Linked DNA regions of Homo sapiens: region 2 is linked to region 1. Evidence: chromatin loops called from intact Hi-C (ENCODE). Cell type or tissue: CD4-positive, alpha-beta T cell. All regions are shown on one strand. Each heading gives the region's core, and the rest is flanking DNA. Links, peaks and the distances in the headings are about the cores only.

Evidence for each region. A loop is a pair of places that touch in the nucleus more often than their neighbours do. Peaks named below come from ENCODE experiments on the same cell type or tissue, not always from the same donor. Only the 100,000 strongest peaks of a DNase experiment are listed, where the experiment ranks them.
Region 2: a loop joins it to region 1, with 2.3 times the contacts of the local background. A loop is called at or near these places in 4 of 110 quality-filtered maps.

What each region holds. Positions count from the first base shown.
Region 1 is chr9:129,487,098-129,489,992 of GRCh38, forward strand. It overlaps LINC00963 (long intergenic non-protein coding RNA 963), which reads left to right and starts at 1,563. Exons shown (of 5, transcript NR_038955.1): 1 at 1,563-2,202. LOC124900275 (extensin-like) reads left to right here and starts at 2,852. Exons shown (of 4, transcript XM_047424330.1): 1 at 2,852-2,895. RefSeq lists enhancers at 1-80, 741-1,400, 2,721-2,895 and silencers at 1,409-1,768, 2,773-2,895. In CD4-positive, alpha-beta T cell, for the core only: no CTCF peak of the experiment used is centred there; DNase peaks (open chromatin) are centred at 1,064, 1,604, 2,194 and 2,604; H3K4me3 peaks cover 2,121 bases; H3K27ac peaks cover 2,340 bases.
Region 2 is chr9:129,435,989-129,438,883 of GRCh38, forward strand. LOC105376291 (a long non-coding RNA gene) reads left to right here and starts at 1,158. Exons shown (of 3, transcript NR_188645.1): 1 at 1,158-2,671; 2 at 2,775-2,891. RefSeq lists enhancers at 257-901, 902-1,546. In CD4-positive, alpha-beta T cell, for the core only: no CTCF peak of the experiment used is centred there; DNase peaks (open chromatin) are centred at 1,163 and 2,089; H3K4me3 peaks cover 1,975 bases; H3K27me3 peaks cover 1,264 bases.

The DNA.
Region 1 (2,895 bases), core at 287-2,786:
CAGCCCTAAGATGATCGCAGCCCCTTTCTGGCCACTGAATATGTGGGCACCCCAGACCTCTGTGGCAAGGCTGGGTGAGAGCTGTCTTTTGTGCACAGGTGCCCCTAGTCCCCCACCACTAGTGAGCATTCACACACAGAGGTGAACAGCCCCCTTGTGGGCCTGGAGGCTCCTAGGCCAGGTAGAGATGACCAGAGTAGGGAGCAGAGAATCCCCAGTGCCTAGCACAGTGACTGGCACTGAAGCATTTGTTGGATGAATGAATGAGTGATTGCCTGACCTCAGGCCCAGGGAGGAAGGCCTGGTGTGCAGGGCAGCTCCTGGGAGGCTTCAGGGATGGGGAGAGGACAGAGAGGGACTGGGAGAGCCACAGGAAGGCAGCCTCATCTGATGACTGACTTGGGAGGGAAACAGAATGTGGGCTGTGTTTCTGGGGAAACACCCCCCTGATGCCCGGGCACCCAGGAACTTCCAGGTACCCCCGGATCACCCCAGTGAGGACACTCCACAATTCCCCAGGAGGCATCACAGTGGGGCCGTTAAACCCAGGGACTTGGGATTCAGACACTTCTGGGCTCCAGTCCACCCCTCACTGGCTGGACCAGTTGCCTCAGTTTCCCTATGTGCACGGGGGACGGATAGGACCACGTGCTGCACAGGTTTGCTGGGAAGGCCATATGAGAGGTGCCGGCTCAGCACATCCTGTCTGCCATTGTTACAAACAACAGCACGGGAGAGTCGGGGAGCAGAGTCGGCCAAACGCAAGACCCTGGGCTCTGGCTTCCCTGTGCTACTGACCTATGGGGTGGCTTTGGACAAGGCCCAGCCTTTCTCCAGGCCTTAGTTTCCCCATTTGTACAGTCAGGCCCTGCTAACTTGGACAGACTTTGGCCCTTCTCCAAGCCCCACAGAGACATCAGAGACATGTGCACACACGGCCCTGGGATTGCCGACAGACACACAGGCACACATAGGCACGTACACACAGGCATACAGACACAGGCACAGACTCACACTCGGCCCCTCCCCACTCACACTCGCTCACACTCATGCTCACACTCACACCAACCCCCCTCCCCCAAATCTGCTGCGCACCAACGGTTGGTGCGAGCGGGGTTGAGAACGGGAGGAAAAAAGCCCACGACTCAGCCCGGGAAGAGGGGTGCGGTGGGGGAAGGGCGGGCGAGGGAAATGACAGCCCGCGGTCCCCCTCGAGTCCCGGCTCATGAATATTAATACGGCGGTAATTAAAATGCAGGGACGCAGCAGGATGGATGCGGCTGCCTCCGGAGCGCGGGGGAGCGCGGAGTCTTTGCAGGCGGGTGAAGCCCGCTCCTCGCCGGCGAAAAGCGGGGCCGGGCTCCGGGGCCTGGGTCCGGGGCGGGCGGGAGTGGGGACATTTTTCGTGGTCCCGAGCGTCCCGTCCCGGCGTCCCCGCCCCCGCCCCGCGGCCGCCTCTCCACGCCCTGCCCCGGGCCGCCCGCCAGGCCGCCGTTTCCCGGAGCCGGCCCCCTCCCGCCCTCGCGGCCGGCTGATGTCATCTGCACACAACTTTCCGCTTCCCGGCCCGTCTCGGGGCCCTGAGTCATCGCCGCCCCCGGCCCCGACGCTGGCCTGCGGCGTCTGTTTGTGCAGAGCGAGGCCCCGCCGGCCGGGCTTGACGTCAGGCTGGCAGGGCCTGGAACGGCCCCGCATCGCGGCCCCCTGGGGGCAGGACGACACCGCTGGGGGCCGAGGGCAGGGCACGCCTTCGGAATCCGGCTTCGAAGCCGGCCGCCTGACCTGGGGCAAGTGCTTTCAACTCTCTGAACTTCGGTTCCTCATCTGCCAGTTGGCAGACGCTCAGCAAATCTTCCTAGACTCACGGGGCGAATTGTACAGTTGGGTAAATCGAGGCCCAGAGATGGCAAAAGGACCGTCCAAGGTCGTACAGCCACCCGGAATTACAATTCTTTTCTGCCGGGTCACACGCTGTCATCCACGTGTTACCTAAGAGAGCTTTCCAGCCTGTGCTAAGAAAACTGCCCCACATCATCTGCAGTAGGACGGGGGAGTTGGAGCCCTGGTCAGGCCACTCTGCTACTGACCACAGTTTTCTCATCTCTAAAAAGGCGCAGTAACAATATAATTACCGTATGCAGTCCCCCAGGATACAGGGTCAAAGGAGAGCACAACCATCGCAGTTGGAAGCCCATGGGGCAGGTGAGTCACTGTTGTCACTACTGGGGTCAATTTTTTTTTTTTTCTTTTTGAGACGGAGTCTCGCTCTTTCCCCAGGCTGGAGTGCAGTGGCGCGATCTCGGCTCACTGCAAGCTCCGCCTACCGGGTTCACGCCATTCTCCTGCCTCAGCCTCCCGAGTAGCTGGGACTACAGGCACCCGCAGCCACACCCGGCTAATTATTTGTATTTTTAGTAGGGACGGGGTTTCACCGTGTTAGCCAGAATGGTCTCATCTCCTGACCTCATGATCCACCCGTCTCGGCCTCCCAAAGTGCTGGGATTACAGGCGTGAGCCACCGCGCCTGGGGTCACTATTGAAGTTGGCTAATGTCACTATTGAAGTCAAGTGAGAGAGAGGGCCCTCTTGGAGTCAGACCACCTAGGTTCAAATTCTGGATCCTGCTTCCGGCTCCTTTCCTCTGTCCCCCTTCTCCCCTCGGTGCCCTCCAACCAGTGGGCCTGGGAAAGCGTGTTCATGCTGGAAATGCCTGCCCAGCCCTTGCCCAGTCACACAGAGCAAGTGCCCCAGAAATGTCCTGAACCTCAGTTTACTGAGGGGAAACTAAGAACCTTCTGGCTACAGCTCTTGGGCTGAGCAGGGATTAGGCTCGGGTCTGCGATCCCAGGCCCTGCGGCCTCCCAGAGGCTTGGTTGAGAGCTCTGGCTCTCACTC
Region 2 (2,895 bases), core at 178-2,677, 51 kb before region 1:
CATTCCTATGGCCCATGTCCCCTCACCCCCGCCCCCCTGCCCCAGCGCTGCTGAACCTCGACGTGTGTGTCTGAAGGTCTCCATCCGTGCCTCTCCAGACGTTGCCCACCTTCCCCTTTGCTGGGCAGTTTGTGTAACGCGGCCAGCAGGCACCGCGAGGCCTTGCTTCCTCACCTCTCGCCCGCTGTCGGAGCTCCATGAGTTGAGCTTGACTGTCCGGGGAGTGGAGCCACCTCTAGCAGGTACTTGGGTGTACCTGTTATCACCCATCTGTCAGCTGCCGCTAGACAGCAGAGGGAGCCCAGCATGGGGGAGAGAGGGGACACTCAGAGGGTTGTCTGAGCAGAGGTGGTTCTTTCAGAATCAGAGGAAGGTTGTTGGGTCCTACTCCTTCCCCCCAAACCCCTCAGAGCGAGGATCCTGACCGTCCCTCTTTCTAGCTGCGTGACCCTGGTTGAGTGGGCTCCTCACAGGTGAGGTTCAAGGAGGGGCGGGGCGTCTTGCCTGGAGGTCTCCCAGATGGGGAATCCAAGCCCTAAAAAGGCATAATAACTCGGAGCTGTGTTTCCACCCCGACCCCGCCCCCCGCTCCCCGCAGAGTACTGAGCCGGAAAGGAAGGAGGGAGACTGAGGCAGCTCGGAGTCACTGTAGTGGGTGTGAGGAGTGCACTGAGCCCTGTGGGGAGGAACGAGGGAGGACACAGCTGGCGGGTGCCTCAGAGCCGCCCCCCACGCTAGGCTGCCTTCAGGCAGCCCCTGCAAACTGTGAACCCAGAAAAGCCTCTCTCTTCCTGGCCCCCTCCTCTCCTTCCTCTCATCCCCCCAACTTTGCAGCCTTCCCTGGCTTCCTCCTTTCATTGGAGAACAGGCAGACGCTCACCAGGGCCGGGTGTTCACGTGTGTGCATATGTGCCAGTGTGCACACGTATGCGTGCTCCCATAACATGCATGTTTTTCTGAGGGTGTGTGCACGCGTGCGTGTGTGCATCGTGCGGTGTGCGTTAGGTGCACACGTGCATGCGTGTGCCTTATGTTGTGCGTGTGAGTGTGTGTGTGTGTGCGCGCGCGCGCGTGCCTGACCGCGGCGTGCGTGCCGGCGGGAGGAGGGGGCGCCGAGGCCGGGCAGGGGATTTAAAGCTGCTTTCGCGGCTGCCGGCGTGAGCGCTCGTGATAAACAGCCCGGAGCCGAGCCGCCGCGCAGCCGGGCGGGAGGCTGCGTATCAGAGCTCCTGGCAGGCTCGCAAAAAGCTGTCCCCGGCCCGCCGCCGCTCTATCAGCCCACGGAGGGAGGGCGGCGGGGGAGGGAGGGAAAAAGTATTTGCTTCAGCCCTTAATCACGGAATTTGAAATCCCAGCGAGTCGGTGCCATTTATTTTCAGAGGCTGTCAAGGCTGGTTTCAGCATTTAAAAGAAAGGAGGATAAAACGCATTTGCATTTCTCCCCCACTCTCGCTGCGCGCTCGCCGGCGCTCCCCCTCGTTCCCTGCGCAGCTCGCGGGTCGGGCGTTGGCGGGGAGGGGGAGGCCAGAGGCTTTTCAAGGCGCTGGGGGCTCCGGCCGGCCCGGTGGGGGCCTCCCCCCGCCAGAGTCAGGGGTGTCGGGCGATTCCGGGGTGGGGGCCCGAGTCTGGTCCAGCGGGGCTCTGGGTGGCAGAGGGGGGAAGGTTAAGCGGGGCTGCTGGCTTGGGGAATTTGGGGCCGTCCGCGGGGCTCTCCTCGGGCTCCAAGCTTTCACCCCAGAAAACAGCCCTGAACCCCAAATTTGCTCCAGCCCCAGGGGGCCCTACCTGCCCTTCCTGGCTTCCCCAGTGGAAATCTAAGGTACTGGAGGCTTCCAGGGGAGCCAGGGCACCCCTAGGACAACCCCCTCTCTCTGCAGATGGGGAAACTGAGGCCTGGAAACAGAGAACGGTGGGACCAAGGTCACATGATGGCGGAAGGAGGACAAGGAAGGAGGCTGACTGCGTATCCAGCACGTGTTCCGTGCCAAGCCTGTGCAGGGGCCAAGGACCGGGGTCTCTGGACAGCGCCGGTTGCTGGGTCCCACGCTGGGCGACAGGGCCTTTGCAATCAGGCCGACAGGGTTTGAACCCTTGCCGCGGCACTTTCCAGATGGCCTTGGCCACTGTCCCCTCTCTGACCTTCAGATGGAGCCCATGGCACCTCCGGAGGGGGTGTGTGCTTCCAGGACCAAATCCACTTGTGCGTGGTTAGGCACGAGGTGGGGGGAGGCGGCTCAGCCACCGGGACCTGTCCTGCCTCCACCCTCTGTGCAACCCCTTTCCTTGCCTTTTGTCTCTGTTGCTTTTGGGGGGTGATTAGCCGCTAGCTCAGCGGCTAGAGGATTCTCTCCCGGAAAAGGCTCCGGAGTTGAGGCCCAGACCCCCAGGGCAAGACGGAATCTGCTCCCCAGGGCACTAACTGAGACTCGGTTCCCTCACTGGTAAAATGAGAAAACTCACTTATGGTCAGGGGTCCCCGAGTTAATGCCAGTGAATTCCTTGGCAGAGCATCAAGCACTTGGAGAAGCCCCCACCCCCGGTCATTGTGATGATGGTTTGTTTGTTTGTTTGTTTGTTTTGAGACGGAGTCTCGCTCTGTCGCCCAGGCTGGAGTGCAGTGGCGCGATCTCGGCTCACTGCAAGCTCTGCCTCCCGGGTTCACGCCATTCAGGTGATGATGTTTTTTATTTATGTGCCCACCTGCCCCACTCCGTAGGGCCCCTCGAGGCCAGGACTGCACCGTTCATCTCGGAATTCGCTTGTTCCTAACTTAGGGGAGTGGCGCCGAGACACCGTGTAGCGCCCATGCCAAGGAGGAAGCGAGACAGCAGGAGCGGAGGAAAGAACCCCGGGCTGTGTTGAGGAAGCCTCCTACTTTTGCCTGAAGTGAGGTTG